Linked DNA regions of Homo sapiens: region 2 is linked to region 1. A link is a loop called in an ENCODE intact Hi-C map of the cell type or tissue named here. Cell type or tissue: chondrocyte. All regions are shown on one strand.

What was found. Peaks named below come from ENCODE experiments on the same cell type or tissue, not always from the same donor. Only the 100,000 strongest peaks of a DNase experiment are listed, where the experiment ranks them.
Region 2: it touches region 1 in a loop (5-fold over the local background); 2 of 110 quality-filtered maps call a loop at or near these places.

The regions. Positions count from the first base shown.
Region 1 is chr20:32,481,964-32,489,963 of GRCh38, forward strand. All of the region lies in intron 4 of NOL4L (nucleolar protein 4 like), which reads right to left. LOC124904886 (a long non-coding RNA gene) reads left to right here and starts at 4,067. Exons shown (of 2, transcript XR_007067564.1): 1 at 4,067-4,158; 2 at 4,551-5,339. RefSeq lists silencers at 932-1,041, 1,402-1,561. In chondrocyte, CTCF peaks have their summits at 2,127 (motif pointing right), 3,374 and 3,575; DNase peaks (open chromatin) are centred at 1,528, 2,288, 2,358, 2,418 and 1 weaker place.
Region 2 is chr20:31,818,931-31,826,930 of GRCh38, forward strand. It overlaps MYLK2 (myosin light chain kinase 2), which reads left to right and starts at 426. Exons shown (of 13, transcript NM_033118.4): 1 at 426-498; 2 at 603-702; 3 at 1,196-1,616; 4 at 2,509-2,807; 5 at 4,547-4,652; 6 at 5,329-5,422; 7 at 7,675-7,784; 8 at 7,867-8,000. The coding sequence starts at 651. RefSeq lists enhancers at 910-1,451, 3,781-3,840, 4,308-4,835, 4,836-5,362, 5,563-6,063 and 1 more and a silencer at 4,141-4,190. In chondrocyte, CTCF peaks have their summits at 3,800 and 4,050 (motif pointing right); DNase peaks (open chromatin) are centred at 251, 3,901, 5,821, 6,001 and 2 weaker places.

The DNA.
Region 1 (8,000 bases):
CGGGGGGGGGGGAGCAGGCTGGGGTTGCCAGCTGATTCTGGGATAAGTAGGGCTTTATCTCAAGGGAGAATCTATTTCAAGCCACAATCCTTCTCAGAAAGAGGAGGAAATCACAGAGTCCAAACACCATTTCAGGTGAAATCAGGAGGTTATTCATCTCCCCTCAGAGCAGACAGAAAGGAAAATCAATGTTTTAGAGGGGGAAAAAAGGTTCCATTTGAATTAATGGGTTTGTGGCTTCTCCATTGATCTGAGCCTCTTCACACTTTCTTTTTGTGCTTTTGTGCTCTTGGGGAGAGGGGAGGGAGTAGGGAATGGGGAGGAGGGGGTGGGCCTCCCATAAGGAAAAGGACGGTCTAACCTTAACCTTTCTACAGGAATAATGCTAATTAGCGAGGCTTAATGAGAACTTCCCCCAGGAAGCGCAGCCCGGTAGGGGCGGCCGGACTCGGGCAAACGCAGCTCCGGGTGGGAGCAGGGTCACTTCTGCTCCCGAGCGGCTGGAATAAAAATGCGGATTGCACTCCCCCCTCCTCCCTATCCAAAGTGTCCAGCCTTGAAGACAAGGTGGAGGGAGGAGAGAGAGGGCGGAGGTGTAAATCCAACTTAACCCCTGCGCGCGCCCTCGAGGCGGCCGGCTGCCCCCGCCCCGCCGTGTCCCCTCATTAAGGAAGGCCCCTTCGCCAGGGGCCGCCAACGCCCGCGGCTTCCGGTCAGACGGTGCACCTGAGAGGGACACCCCGTCCCCTCCCGGGAGGGACCCGGGCCTGCTGAAGTGGGCTCAACTCTGCAAACCGCGTCTCAACTCCCCGCGCCGCGCCGGGGAACCCCTCCCTGACACTCAACGCTTCCCGTCCTCACATCCCCAAACACAGTCCACTTCCCTTCTCGTGGCGGCCGCGGCAACCCGAGCCCGGCCCCCGCCCCGCCGCCAGAGAACGCCTCCCTCGCCGGGACGCGGTGCCGAGCCCGCTGCACACCGAGCGGCCGTGGCACAATACCGCGGCGCTGCGCGCACAATCACCGCCCCCCAGGACCCGCGGCGCGCACCCCGGGAGTGGGGTGCGCCCCGCGACCCTGGGCGCTCAGGGCCAGACACACCTCTTGGGCGCCCCGCGGCCCCCACAGTGCAGCCTTCATCGCCCCCCCTCCACTCTCGGGCACACTCACCCGCCCCCCGCCCCAGCCCACTCGGCCCAGGGCGCAGCCGCTCCCCCGCGCCCCCTCCCTCAGCCCCGGCAAAGGAAGCTCCCCCTGCGCCCCCCTCCCCAGAACCGCCCCCAGCCCCTCGCCCCCCTAACCGCAGCTCAACGGCCGGCGGCAGCAGCCGGAGAAGGGGGGCGGCGGCCCGGGCCCCGGAAACGGCCCGATCGCCGGGATCCGGGCCGGACTCCGTACCTGGGCTGGAAGCGAGGCGGAGATGGGCGGTCGGGATCCGCGAGTGAGCGGGGCGGGCGGCGGTGACAGCCCCACAGCTCCAGCTGCTGCTGCTGCTGCTGCCGCCGCGGCTGCCCGGGGAGAGGGGCTGGCACCACCGCGGCGCGTCACTGCCCGGCCCGGGGGCGGGGGTGGCCAGGAGGAGGGCCCAGGCGAGCAGCGGCGGCAGCGGCGGCGGCGCCGCGGCCCGGAGGAAGGGGGAGGGGGCACCGGGCACGGGGAGGCGGGAGAGGGGGCGGGACCGGGCACGGGGCGGGGGCGGGGGGGAGGGGAGCGCAGGGAGGGCGCAGGCAGGGGGAGTAGGAGGAGCAGCAGGAGGAGGTGGCGGAGGGGCGGGTGAGAGGGAGGAGTGGGCACGGGGGGAAGGGGAGAGAGGAAAAGGAGGCACCCAGGGAGAGGGGAGAGGAGAAAGGAGGGAGAGAGGCGCGGGGGGAGAAGAGGAGGAAGGAGGGGGAGCTGGGCCAGGTAGGGGGGGATAAGGGCGCGCTGGACGCGCCGCCGTGCGCTTCGGTGGGGAGCGCGCTCTTAAGGGGGAAGCGCTTCGAGGAAGATCCTTGCACGGGGCTGAGCCCGGAAAGAAGGCGCTGGGATCTGTGCCTACCCATCGCTCCCGGAGGCTGCGGTCTCTGGGTCCGGTGGGGGCTGGGGGGAGAGGGCACCCGGCGGGCTGTCTGCGGTCAGGCCAGGAGAGGGAGACTTGGCCCAAATAAAGTGACTCAGGCACCCTCAGGAACTCTCGGCGCCCGGGGCCCCTTCGGGCAGCCTTCGACCCCCATGCGTCTTTCGGGTCCCCAGGGACGCGGGTACTTGTGGGGCGGGGCTGCCGGGCCTCGGGGTTCGGCTCCCCCGGGCGGCCGGAGCGAGACCCCGGGCTGGGAAAGCCAGGCACGTGGCCGGCTCTCGGCCGTACCCCCGCCCCACCCCCACGGCAGGGCCCCCAGTGCTTGATCAAGTTCAAGCTCGAGCTCCTCGGCGCGCTGCCCACCGGCTGCCCCTCCGCGCCCCTCCCCCTTCCCCATCCGCACCGTCTCGCTCTTCACTCTTCCTTTGTCTCTTTCCCACCACTTAGTTTACACCCCCTCCGCCCTCCTCCCCGCCCCCCGCGGGCACCCGAGTGTCCGGGAGGCGCTCACCTGTTCGACCCAAACATCTACGCGACCCCCAGCGCCCGCCGCCCGCGTGCCCGCCCCCGCCCCGCCGCCGGTCATTGTGCTCCGCCAGCCCACACCGGGCCGGGTCCTGACGGCGCGCGAGCCACAGTTGTAAAGTAATAGGATAATCTCGGGGACGTCGCTCCAGCCCAGACCCGGGCACGCACTGTCCGTGGAGACGGCACCGCCGGGGAGGGGAGCCACGCGGATTCCAGATGCGGTCCCCCAGGCGGACAGACCCTTGCCCGGGGCGCAGGAGGAGGCAGGACTGGCATCGCGGGGTGGGAGCCCTGGACCTCCGAGCAACCTCGGACTCGGCCCGAAAAGCAACACTCTCATCACCAAACCGCAGAATTAGACCCCGATGGAGAAAATGGGTCAGGGGATCCATTCCCACCCCACCCCTCCAAATCCAGACCCTCCGCTACCACAGATCAGCCTCGAAAAAAGCTTGTGCTTCAACAAGGATGGGGAACTGCCCTCGTGGAATTCTGTGGGGAAATTGCCAAAAAAAAAAAAAAAAAAAAAAAAAAAAACAACTAAAAAAAAACCCTGATAAGGATCCCACCTCCTGATTCCTCTGGTCGCATCCGAAGAGGAAGGGCAATTTCTACTGACTCTTTACGCTACCATTCATTCACGGTGGAACCAGCAGAGAAGAGAAAACGAGACAGCCACAGCGATTGTTTGCAATTTTGAAACAGACTGCCTTTAACCCTCCAACTTTTTTTCTGTAAAAAGCCTTTTTTCTTTCTTCCTCTGAAAGCTTTGCATTGTGAACAATCCATGGTAAACAAGGCTCCCTCTACAGCCGCGAGTGCGAAGTACAACCCCACAGGTTCAGAGCCCAGCGTTTACCCGTCAGAAAAATAAAATGATGACAAGACATCACATTAGCGCCACGCAGGCTTCCTTCCGCACATGCTCAAGACTCTGCTGTCAATAGAAAACTCACACTTTCTTTTTAAAAGAGGGTTTAGGCACATTTACTCATTTGCACCTTTTATTCCTGAAATCAAATGTGTTTTCAAACCAATTCACTCTCCCCAGTTTACTGGATCTTCTCATCCTTGGTGATGTGGGGCAGGTGGGAGGCTTTATTTATCCACACATGCTGGTGCCCAATAATGATTTTTAGAACGAACTAGTGGCCACAGCTCTTAAGTTCATCCAGGAAATGTGTTTCCAAACGCGGGAACTGTCCATCCTCACTCTGAAAATGAGATAATTCAGACTCAGGATTTCCCTTTCCCCACCACATTTTCAGAGACCTTTGACTTCTCCTGGCCTGAATTACTATTTCACAGCAGTGGTGGACATCTGAGCTTGAAATATAAAGCCAAATACAACTGAAGTTCAAAGGTGGAATTGAACCCAGATAACCCACCTCTTCTCTGACTAATAAAAGAGAGCTAGTACCGCCCAGGAGGGCAGAGCAGTGATTTTCTGTAGGCATGAAACGTGAACTCATTTACTATCCCTGAGATAAAACAGCCCAGCCCTGCTCAACCCACAGAAAACAGTTGAGAGCCCTGCAGAAACCTGGCTGTTGAGCGGCACTGCAAATGAGGTGAGTTTTCATGTGTGTGTGCTGAAGCCCTCAGAAATCTCCCAGATCCTTATTCCTACAGGAGCTGCCACTCCTGGAGTAACCTTGTATAGGTTGTTTTCAGTGTCCTTGTGCCACTCCCCCACTCCTTAAAGTGGCCACAGCATGAGTCCCAATGAGGAATCGGGTGACCTAGTTTCTTGACCACTAATTCTCCCAGTGATGTGTCCCTTCTTCTGGCCCCAGCCTGGTAGGAGACCATGGCAGAGAAAGCTGATCCCATCTGCTTCGGGGGGACAATGCTGCCACAGGTCCCCTCCAGCCTCTGAAGACATTGGGTGCTTTTGTAAACAGATGATTAGGGTATGCTCTGATGGGGCTTTTTAAGCAGCAAACCCCTTTCTTTCATGCAGCTTCCCATATGAAGTAAGCATGTCCCACAAGTGGGGACCTGGCCATGGGACTCTGGTTTGCCATTATTAGGACAAATAGGATCTTAGCGTGACCAGAGCAGACACTGTTCAAGCACGTCAAAACATTAAAAAAAAAAATTATCCCCACAAATGACTTATTAATGACAGAGAAGAAAATGTACCTGCAATGGGGCGATCTGGCAGACACTTCCCAATCAAGTCATCAAATTCAGCAGCCTCCAAAGTGGGGCCACCAGACATGATGTCCTCGGCTCCTGAAGGGAGGCACTGGAAGACACAGCATCACTTGAGCCATGTGCTCCCCCAACATGCTTCACCTGAATCTGCTCCTCAAGAGACAACCAGACAAGAAATCCAGAAAGAGAAACTCCACAACACAACAGTCTTGGACTCTACAAAACATTCATTGTCACTAATTGACTTTCTAAACGATAAGATGAAAGAGAAATAACAGCCGGGTGCAGTGGCTCACACCTGTAATCCCAGCACTTTGGGAGGCCGAGGCGGGTGGATCACCTGAGGTCAGGGGTTCGAGACCAGCCTGGCCAACATGGTGAAACCCAGTCTCTACTAAAAACACAAAATTGGACGGGCGTGGTGGCACACACCTGTAATCCCAGCTACTCGGGAGGCTGGGGTAGGAGAATTGCTTGAACCCAGGAAGCAGAGGTTGCAGTGAGCCGAGATCATACCGTTGCACTCCAGCCTGGGCGACAGGAGCGAAACTCCATCTCAAAAAAAATTAAAGAGAGAGAAATAACAACTAAACTTAATGTGTGACTCTTCTTAGATCCTGTAGAGATGGAATGAGGTGTGGACAAGGGGTGGGGGAGAGGCAGAGGATGGGGGTGGAATGAGGGTGGGGGCCAGGGTGGGCTCTGGGCTGAGTGGTCAGGGAAGAGCTCTCCCAGGAGGAAGCCACTGGGTGTCCTAATCCCCAGAGGGCAGAAGTTGACAGCTGGGTGAAGACCTGGGGGCACTGTCTTCCAGGCAGAGGGAATAGTTGGTGCAAAACTGCTGATGAAAGGAAAGGTGACCAGAGTGCTAGAGCAATGTGGGCCAGGGGGAGGGCAGGAGGGATGAGCATCGGGGGGGCAAACAGGGCCAAGCATGCAACATCCTGAACATCCCCCGTGAGGTGTGTGGGCTTTACACTGGGAGTGAGGAGAGGATGCAATCTGAGTTACGTTTTTAGATCAGGGGAGATGAGATTATAAAGGAGCAGAAGTGATGACAGGGAGGCCAGTGAGGAGGTCTAATGGAAAGAGTATCATCAGATGGAACTAGTTCAAATTCTGGCTCTGACACTAGATGGATGACTTTGGGCACCATACCTAAACCTCTCTAAGCAACAGTTTATTCATCTACATGTGATCCACAGTTTTTGTTTGTTGGTTTTATTTTTTTTTTTTTTTGACCAAATCTTGCTGTGTCACCTAGGCTGGAGTGCAGTGGCACGATCTGGGCTCACTGCATCCTCCACCTCCCTGACTCAAGCCATTCTTGTGTCTCAGCCTCCCAAGTAGCTGGGATTACAGGTGTGTGCCACCATGCCTGGCTAATTTTTGTATTTTTAGTAGAGATGGAGTTTTACCATGTTGTCCAGGCTGGTCTCAAGCTCCTGGACTCAAGTGATCCACCCGCCTTGGCCTTCCAAAGACCCACTATGTTTAACGTGTGTTTAACGTAGCATTTGGCACCAAATTTTCCTCTTTGAGATTACAAACTGTGGTAGACAGTCTCCAAGATGGCCCATGATGACCCTCACCGCCCAGTTTCATACCCTGGTACCATCGCAATGCACAGGGCTGTGGAACCAATGGTGCATTGTGGAAATGAGGGTGTGTGACTGCCAAGGCTAGATCCTAAAAGACATCTTGATCTTTTCCCCAGAGGGAGTACTTGGTAGATGGTAGCTTTTATCATCAGGATTGTACATTTCATAATTGCACAATCGGGGTCACATCCCTCTCTCTAAATGCTACACTAGTTTACTCTGCCACCAGCAATATCTAGCAGCACTCATTTCACTGCACACTTGTCACTGCTTACTATTAGCAATCTCTTTTATCTCTGTCAATCTGAGGGAGGAAGAACAGTGTCTCTTATTTTCCTTTGCTCCTCTTCACTTGGGAATGTAAGTAGATGTTTCTGTGCACTGTGTTTACGGGGCACTTGTATTTCTTTTTCTTTCTTTCTTTTCTTTCTTTCTTTTCCTTCCTTCCTTCCTTCCTTCCTTCCTTCCTTCCTTCCTTCCTTTCTTTCTTTCTTTTTCTTTCTTTCTTTCTTTCTTTTTCTTTCTTTCTTTCTTTCTTTCTTTCTTTCTTTCTTTCTTTCTTTCTTTCTTTCTTTCTTTCTTTCCTCTCTCTTTCTTTCTTTCTGACTAACCTGTTCATATCCTTTGCCCATTTCTCTATTTGAATTGTTGGTCTTTTTTTTTTTTTTTTTTTGGTAAGAACTTTTTGGAAATAAGGAAAATTAATCTTTTGTCATGTATTTTGCAAATATGTTTTCCTTTTGTTGTCTTTTTATTTAGTTTATGACAAGATTTTTTTAGCCATATGGAAATTTTACATTTTTATATCATCTGATTTTTTTTTTTTCCTTTAGGGCTTTAGGGCTTCAGGTTAAAACAAAAGCTTTTTTCCACTCTAAGATTACAAAAGTAATTCACCTATATTTTCTTCTGGAAACTTTATGTCTTCATTACATTTAAATCTTTATTCCATCTTTTATTTATCTCAATATAAGTAATGAAGTGGGGATCTGGCTTATTTTTTTCTAAATGGCTTTCTAAGTGGTGTCAATACCATCTTTTATCTTTTATTTTTTATTTTTGAAACAGGGTCTCACTCTGTTACCCAGACTGAAGTGCAGTGGCATGATCTTGGCTCACTGCAGGCTCAATCCCCTGGACTCAAGCAATCCTCCTGCCTTAGCCTCCCAAAGTGCTGGAATTACAGGCATGTGCCACTGCACCTGGCCTAAATATCATCTTTTAAATAACTCATCTTTATCCACTAATTGGAAATGTCATCTTATACTAATTTTCTATTATGTGTGGATTTGTATTATATTCTGTTGACCTATTCCTGTCTCAGTATTATGGCTTTAAAATATGTTTTCTGGGCCGGGCGCAGTGGCTCACGCCTGTAATCCCAGCACTTTGGGAGGCCGAGGCAGGAGAATGGTGTGAACCTGGGAGGCAGAGCTTGCGGTTAGCCGAGATCATGCCACTGCACTCCAGCCTGGGTGACAGAGTGAGACTCCCTCTCAAATAAATAAATAAATAAATAAGTAAATAAGTTTTCTGGCCTGGCATGGTGACTCACGCCTGTAATCCCAGCATTTTGCGAAGCCGAGGTGGGCAGATCACTTCAGGTCATGAGTTTGAGACCAGCCTGGCCAACATGGTAAAACCCTGTCTCT
Region 2 (8,000 bases), 660 kb before region 1:
AGGGAGATTATCCCTGGGACTTTGTGGCTCTAGCCAGGTTCTGGGGAGCCCCAGGAGATGTGGCACACAGGTGGGCAGACCAGGGCTCAGCCTGGGCATACTCTTGCCCTTCAGGCCTGCCTGAGTACTCCCCTTCTTCCAGGCCCCCTCTGATCCTGTCCAAGTCAGGGATACTGAGCAAGGCCTGGGGAAAGGGCTGCTCCCCCAGCGTCCCAGATACCCCTCCCTTTTCTCGCTTGTTCCAACATCATTCTCCCCCCAGTCGGGCCATGGGAAGAATGCCGTGTCCTCTGAACTGGGGCCAAGAGTGACAGGTGGCGGCAGTCCCAGCTGCATGGCCCCTGGTGTAAGAGATCCTCTCCTCCGTCCCCGCCTCCACTGCCCACACCCCTGCCTCCGCCTCTGCCCACCCGGCCCAATCCCTTACAACTGCCCAGGACTGCTCCTGAGCAGCCGCTGGGAGACAGACGGCAACCAGGTTGCCCCTCTTTGCTCCAGGTACCTCTCTCCCCTCAGTTAGCAGGCCTCGGCTTCCTGTCTCACTGCAGCCAGACGAGAGGGGAAATTGGACAGCCTGACACACTCCACTCTTGTTTCTGCAGCTAGAAAGACTTGAGTTAGACAAGCAGCAGCACACGCCTCCCTACCTCATGGCGACAGAAAATGGAGCAGTTGAGCTGGGAATTCAGAACCCATCAACAGGTGCCAAGCTGGGGCAGGAGATGGAGGGAGGAGCTTGGGAAGGGGGGTTTTGAATCCAGGACTGGGCAGGTTCCTCAGTGGGAGTTCTGTGCCCCAGCCTTGTTTGCATGGTGCACGGGGGACCCAGAAATCAGAGGAATCTCTGGCTAGGGTTGGGCTGGGTCCAGGGCCTGTATGAAGCCCTTCCTGGAGAGACCAGGAAAATGTGAAGCCACCAGGGATGGCTGCTGGGGATGCACCTAAACAGTCAGGGCAAGGATGATGGGGGCCACCAAGGCCCACCCAAAGGGCTGGAAGCCTCCCACAGAGGCCCTCCAAGGTCGTGGCAGCTCATCTCTAGGGGCCATCAAGTGGCCCCAGAGACTCAGTGGGACAAGCATTTGCAAGTTGTTGCCTGGGTGGGAACCTGGGCCCAGAGCTGGTCTCTGCCCAGCCTGGGTGAGAGGGAAGGAAAGGAGGGTGGATCCTGATGGGTGTCTCACCTCCTCTGCAGACAAGGCACCTAAAGGTCCCACAGGTGAAAGACCCCTGGCTGCAGGGAAAGACCCTGGCCCCCCAGACCCAAAGAAAGCTCCGGATCCACCCACCCTGAAGAAAGATGCCAAAGCCCCTGCCTCAGAGAAAGGGGATGGTACCCTGGCCCAACCCTCAACTAGCAGCCAAGGCCCCAAAGGAGAGGGTGACAGGGGCGGGGGGCCCGCGGAGGGCAGTGCTGGGCCCCCGGCAGCCCTGCCCCAGCAGACTGCGACACCTGAGACCAGCGTCAAGAAGCCCAAGGCTGAGCAGGGAGCCTCAGGCAGCCAGGATCCTGGAAAGCCCAGGGTGGGCAAGAAGGCAGCAGAGGGCCAAGCAGCAGCCAGGAGGGGCTCACCTGCCTTTCTGCATAGCCCCAGCTGTCCTGCCATCATCTCCAGGTGAATATCCCCTCCTGGGAGTGGGGAGGGGTCCTGTGGTTCTGTCCCTAGGGGTCCTGCTTAATTCCCTTGTCTTAGGCATGGTTATCATCACATTCAGTGCTGGGGAGTGTAGTTCTGACATTCAGTTTCCTCTGTCCTGTGAATTGCCTCTACCGCCTTGTCCCCTGCAGAAACCAGAACCCTGCCACAATTCATACAAGACTGGAGTAAGAGAGACCCTCAAAGACTGCCTAGGTTGAACATATCTTCTCTAGGCTTCTGGGGTCCGAAGTTCCCCTTACTCCATGGGCTTGGGTCTAGCCAAGGGCAGGGTTGAGATGGCAGGCAGAAAGGCTAAAGGTGTCAGGCAAAAGGCTGTGTATTTCCTAGGACATCCAGTATTTTCCTGTTCTTCTTAATATAATTATTGGTAAGATATGAAAAGATGACTAATAACCAGATTGGAGGATCATTGATAATATTTTCATAACCATAATATAGCACATGTGTGATGCCATCAGTTATACTTACCTGAATGCTAATGAGGTCATTAATGATATATTGTAAGCCACAATAAGAACATTTACCATATCACTTTGATAATTATGTATCAATTATATCACAACAGATTTTATGAATCAAGAGCTACATAACTCCCTAGTTGTATCCACATGATGATTAACCATATCAACAATCCTATTAATAGTTATTAATGATGTATTAGTGTGTTGGTAGTCAAGATAATGACCACAGCCATGAACATCCCTTAATTTTGTACCAGGTGAATTTGGCTGTATTACACCATGCATTTGGGGTGGGGTTGGATTAGCTCTGCAGATTGCATTGAGACTTGCCTGATGCCACAGGCTGTGGCCGCTGAGGGCTTCACCTCTGTGTTCTCACCTTCTAGTTCTGAGAAGCTGCTGGCCAAGAAGCCCCCAAGCGAGGCATCAGAGCTCACCTTTGAAGGGGTGCCCATGACCCACAGCCCCACGGATCCCAGGCCAGCCAAGGCAGAAGAAGGAAAGAACATCCTGGCAGAGAGCCAGAAGGAAGTGGGAGAGAAAACCCCAGGCCAGGCTGGCCAGGCTAAGATGCAAGGGGACACCTCGAGGGGGATTGAGTTCCAGGCTGTTCCCTCAGAGAAATCCGAGGTGGGGCAGGCCCTCTGTCTCACAGCCAGGGAGGAGGACTGCTTCCAGATTTTGGGTAGGCCAGGGGCAGGTGGGGGCTGGGGCTGCCCTGGGGCCAGGGGGAGGGAAGGGGGCTGTCAGTCCCAAGTCTACCTATTCGGAGGTCTGAACTGCCCTGAGCCAAGCCTTACCCAGGCCCATTCATCTAAGGGTCACACAACTCCAGAAAGTATTCCTTTTTTAACGTATGTTTATTCATTTGTTTATTTGTTTTAAAAGATAGGGTCTTGCTACGTTGCCCAGGCTGGCTTCAAACTCCCAGCCTCAAGTGATCCTCCCACCTTGGCCTCCCGAGTAGCTGGGACTACAGGCGTGTACAACCATACCTGGCTTTCTTCAATCTTATTTTTTAAGATGTATTTTTATTTTTAAATTTAGTATTCCCTTTTGATAGATGGGGAAAGGAAGGCTCAGAAAAAGGAAAATGAAGTGCCCAAACATATCCAGTGAAGACAGGATTTGAACCTGTCAGGCCACCCAGACTCCAGAACCCACTTTTGAGTTTTTTCTACTTTGACTAAAATGAAGTTAAAAAAAAGAAAAATCAGGCAGATTATTGGAGCAACACAAACTCCCTGGGCAATGGAATTTGGAGTCAATCTGTAGAAGGGCTCAAATGCCAGGCTTAGTAGCTAAACTGTATAGTGGGGTGGGGTCGTGGGAGCTATAGAGGGCTCATGCGCTGAGGAGCACAGGTGCCTGTGTGTGGGAGCAGTGACCAAGGAAGCTGGGCATGTGCAATGGGGCAGGACTGTGGAGTGGCCTTCATTGATGATTAGACAAGCAGCCCGTGGCTTGTTCATGGGCTGCAGAGAGCACTGAGTGTGAGTGAGCTTGGCCAGCAGGTGAATAGGGAAAGGGCCTGGGCAGGGGTGCGGCAGGGCTGGGGGTGGGGTGAGATGGGGTCAGGAGAACCCAGAGTGTCCTGACACCCCCCTGCCTCCAGGCTGAAGTGCCCTGGGAGACCCGCCAGCCTGCCTGGTGAGCGGCACCGTGCCACCCAGACAGGGTGGGAGGACCTGGCGGCTGGGCGGCAGCCAGGAGCCCTGCCTCCGCCCCTAGCAGCCGCAGAGACCTCCGCCCCGCCCCGAAATCGCATCCTAGAGTGACAGGATCTGAACCACCTCCAAAGGCCGTTTGATTTATCACCAGCCCGGCTTCCCTGCCGCCTCTTGCTATTTATAAAGAGGTTTCCATTCCTGATGACCGCCTGCCGGCCTGCCAGCCTTCAGGGCGAGCGGTTCCCCACACTTGCCGCTAGGTGGCGCCCTCTCCCCACCAAACAGCACGGTCCCCGGTCCCGCCCCGCCATGGGTGGTCTGGCCAGATTGCGGTGTTATTAGGATGGAGGGTGGGCAGGTCCCACCACCTACCCCATTATTCAGACATAGCAACCCCACTGCCTGGCATTCCGCTTTATAGCTGCTGTGTTTGATTGTTTTTGGTGGAAATGCAGATAGCTTGGGATGGAGTCCTTGTGTCTTATAATGCAGAGGGTCCAAAAAGTCCAAGCTCCCATCCCGTTTGTTCTGCCAGGAGAAGCTGGTCCTCCCTGATAGGAGTGTTGTGTTGGTGGCAGAACTGATATTGGAAACTGGGCCCCATAGCCCCTATCCTGGAGCCAGGTGTCCCCCAGGTATCACTTGGTGAACTTAACTTCCCTAGATGGGGCCCAGGCCAGCAGGAGGGGTGGTGCCAAGGGGAATCCTCAGCAGCCCCTGGCACTGACCATGAGGGCTGTGCTCTGTCCCCCAGATGATTGCCCGCCACCTCCGGCCCCCTTCCCTCACCGCATGGTGGAGCTGAGGACCGGGAATGTCAGCAGTGAATTCAGTATGAACTCCAAGGAGGCGCTCGGAGGGTGAGATCTGGGACCCCAGCTGGGCACTCATGGACAGAGAGTACACCGGGCTCCTGTGGCTTCACATTTCCCCTGTGCAAGGCCCAGACACACACCCCGCTGAGACATGGCCACATGGACATGTTCACCTCTGTGTGGGACACACACTGTGTGCAGCTGTCACATGCTGATGTGCACTCAGTGTTGCTGTCACTTACTCAGACGCACCGTCAGCCATTCAGTGCTTCCGTAGGAAATACACAGCATTTTTCTGTCTGTCTCAGCTCCAGGCACCACACTGACCCCCTCATGGTGATTCCTGCTTTGTAAAAAGCCCTGACTCAGTCTTATACCTCTGCAGATCCTCCCTCTGCCTGAAGGTGCCCTCCCCCAGGGCCCAGGGCCTGCCTGCCCTAAACCTCTAAGGGTCGCATCCCAGGGCCATCCTCCCTACACGCCTGCTCTTCCTGTGCACGTGGTCTGTGTGGTTCAAAGAACCTGCTTCAGCCATTGTCCTGGCAGAACAGCTCACAGCTTCAGGAGGGAGTCAGGGCTGGCTGGGGTGAGTGCTCCCATCTCACCAAAGGGGATCCAGAGGCACCACTGGGTCTGGGACCAAGTTAGGATCAGAGCAAAGGATGCCACTGACCCCGGTGGGCTCTGGGGTCCCCTCACTTACAGCCTCTTCTCTTTCCAGTGGCAAGTTTGGGGCAGTCTGTACCTGCATGGAGAAAGCCACAGGCCTCAAGCTGGCAGCCAAGGTCATCAAGAAACAGACTCCCAAAGACAAGGTAGTGAGGTTGCGGGGGTGGTGGCTGCCCAGGATGGGGAGGGGATCCTTGGAGTGGGCACCTCTCGCCTCCCTCCACCAGCGCTGCTGAACCTGGGGCCTGGTATGGGAGTTTGTTGCAGTGAAAATACTACACAGATAGAGAGATGGATGGACAGCCCTGCAGCAGGGGCCTGAGGACCCTACCCATAACCAGATACTTCAGTTAGTGAACTTATCTGGGGACTTCCCTTTTAGGCATGGGATATTCATGCCCTCTGGTTCAATTCAACAAACACTGATGAGTGTGGGCTCTGGGCCAGGCCCTGTGCTGGGCACTGGGGGTCTGGGAGTGAAGTGGGTGTGGTCTCCACCCTCAGGGAGCTGAAGCCAAGGTAAACAAGCCTGGCCTAGAGCTTTGCCTCTAGTACCCACGGCCTGGGCTGGGTTCAGAGGAGGCCACGAGCAGTGTTTGTTGAAGGAATGAAAGGATGCAGGCAGGTAGAGTGAGGGAGTCTGCTGTGTGAGGAGGTAATAGCAACCTCGTGTGACCACAGCTGTGACTCAGGGAAACTGCGGGGTAGCATTTTGGGGTTCAAGAGAGCTTCTGACTCAGGCCGAGGGGTCAGGGAAGCTTCCTGGACCAGCTGCCTTTTGAGCGAGGGCTTTGAGGAGACGTTCCAGTGGAGAAGGCAGGGGCAGAGTTTCAGGCAGAGGGGACTATGGGAGGAAAGGCTCGAGGGCCAGAGATAGCAGGAGGTGCTGGGGAGTGAGGTTCTGGGCATCCCAGGCAGAAGCCACAGTGTGGGCACAGGCCCGACCCCAGTGAAAGCGTGAGAAGCAGCTCTAGCCGCTGCAGCCCTGGGTCCCCATTATGGCTCTAAGCACACTGGAAGGAGTGCATTTTCTATGTGACAACGTCCTTTTTCGTCTCTTCCACTTACAGGGCCTGGGTCCGTGTTATTGTCTCCTAGGTCCCAGGCCTCTGTCACAGGCTCTGGCTCAGCATAGATGTTCAGTACCTACCTGCGGCTCAATTAACTGGGGCCAGTTTTCAGTTGATAATTATTGAGCACTTCTCTGCCATTCAGTGGGTCAGGGGCTGGGGAAATGTCAGTGACCTAAAAACACCCCTGCCCTCATGGGCTGACATGCTACAGTGGAGGGAGAGACAACTAAAACATAAAGCAAAAAGAAAAAAGAAAAGAAAAGAGAAGAAAAGAAGGCCTGGCATCAGGTACTGAGAAGTGCTAGGAGGGAAAATAAAGCCAGGTAAGGTAGAGGGGGTACAGGGCTGATGGGGGCGCTTTTAGATAGGGAGGTGAGATCAGTCCTCTCTGAGAAAGACATATGTGAGGTGAGAACTGAATGAAGGGGTGGGTAAAGGCAGAAGGGGAGCCATCCTGGCAGTGAAACAAGGGTTAGTGTTTAACCACTGGATCTGGGTAGGGCAGGTGTGGAGAGAGGCCCGATTTACAGCATTTGCCATTTCTCATGGTGTAAGTATTCCTATTATAGCCGATATATCAGCCTACCGATGTGACAGCTGGCTTGCGACTTTCTGAAAGTGACAAATAATGGTGTCTTAAACTAGGAAGGCAGTGGTGGAGGAGGTGCGAATGATTGGATGTATAATCTAGCTTGAAGGTAGATGATGCTGAAGAGTTGGGTCGGAGGTGGGGTGTGAGGGCGCGAGAGTAAGGGAAGAACTTAGGATGGCTCGTAACTTTTTGTCCTGCACCCTTGGGTGAAGCGTGGGGGTACTTTTGCTGCCAGGCAAGCCGAGAGCAACTCAATTGTGGGGAAGGGACGATGTCTAAGGTCTAATTTTGGACATGATAGATTTGAGATGTCTATTAGACAACTAAGGCAAGTAGACAGTTGGAGATATTGGAGTCTAGAATTCAATGGAGTGCTCAGAGGTTGAGATGTATATTTGGAAATTGATGACTTTGGATAAAATGTAAAGTCATGAGACTTTATGCAGATGCCCAGGGAGAGAGCAGAGAGAGGGAAGCGGTGAGGGGGGAGGATGGAGATCTTGGCATGTCAGTACTCAGGAGAAGAGCCGGCAAAAGGAAGATGTCCCAGCAGGCATGACTTGGGAGTGGTGAGGACCACAGATGTGGGGGTGGGGGAGAGAGGAGAGGCAAGGAGGAGGCTGAGCAGTGATCTGGGCAAGGCTAGCAGGCCTGTTCAAGGGTGCGGGTATGGAGGGTGGGTGGCAGGGAGTGATGGTGCCCAGCTGGTACCCTTGACTTCCCTGGTCCCCAGGAAATGGTGTTGCTGGAGATTGAGGTCATGAACCAGCTGAACCACCGCAATCTGATCCAGCTGTATGCAGCCATCGAGACTCCGCATGAGATCGTCCTGTTCATGGAGTAGTGAGTGCCCGAAGTAGTGGTAGGGGCTGGGTGGGGGTACCACCAGGCACGGAGCAAGCCGTGGAGGGGTCTGTGCACACAGCATCGAGGGCGGAGAGCTCTTCGAGAGGATTGTGGATGAGGACTACCATCTGACCGAGGTGGACACCATGGTGTTTGTCAGGCAGATCTGTGACGGGATCCTCTTCATGCACAAGATGAGGGTTTTGCACCTGG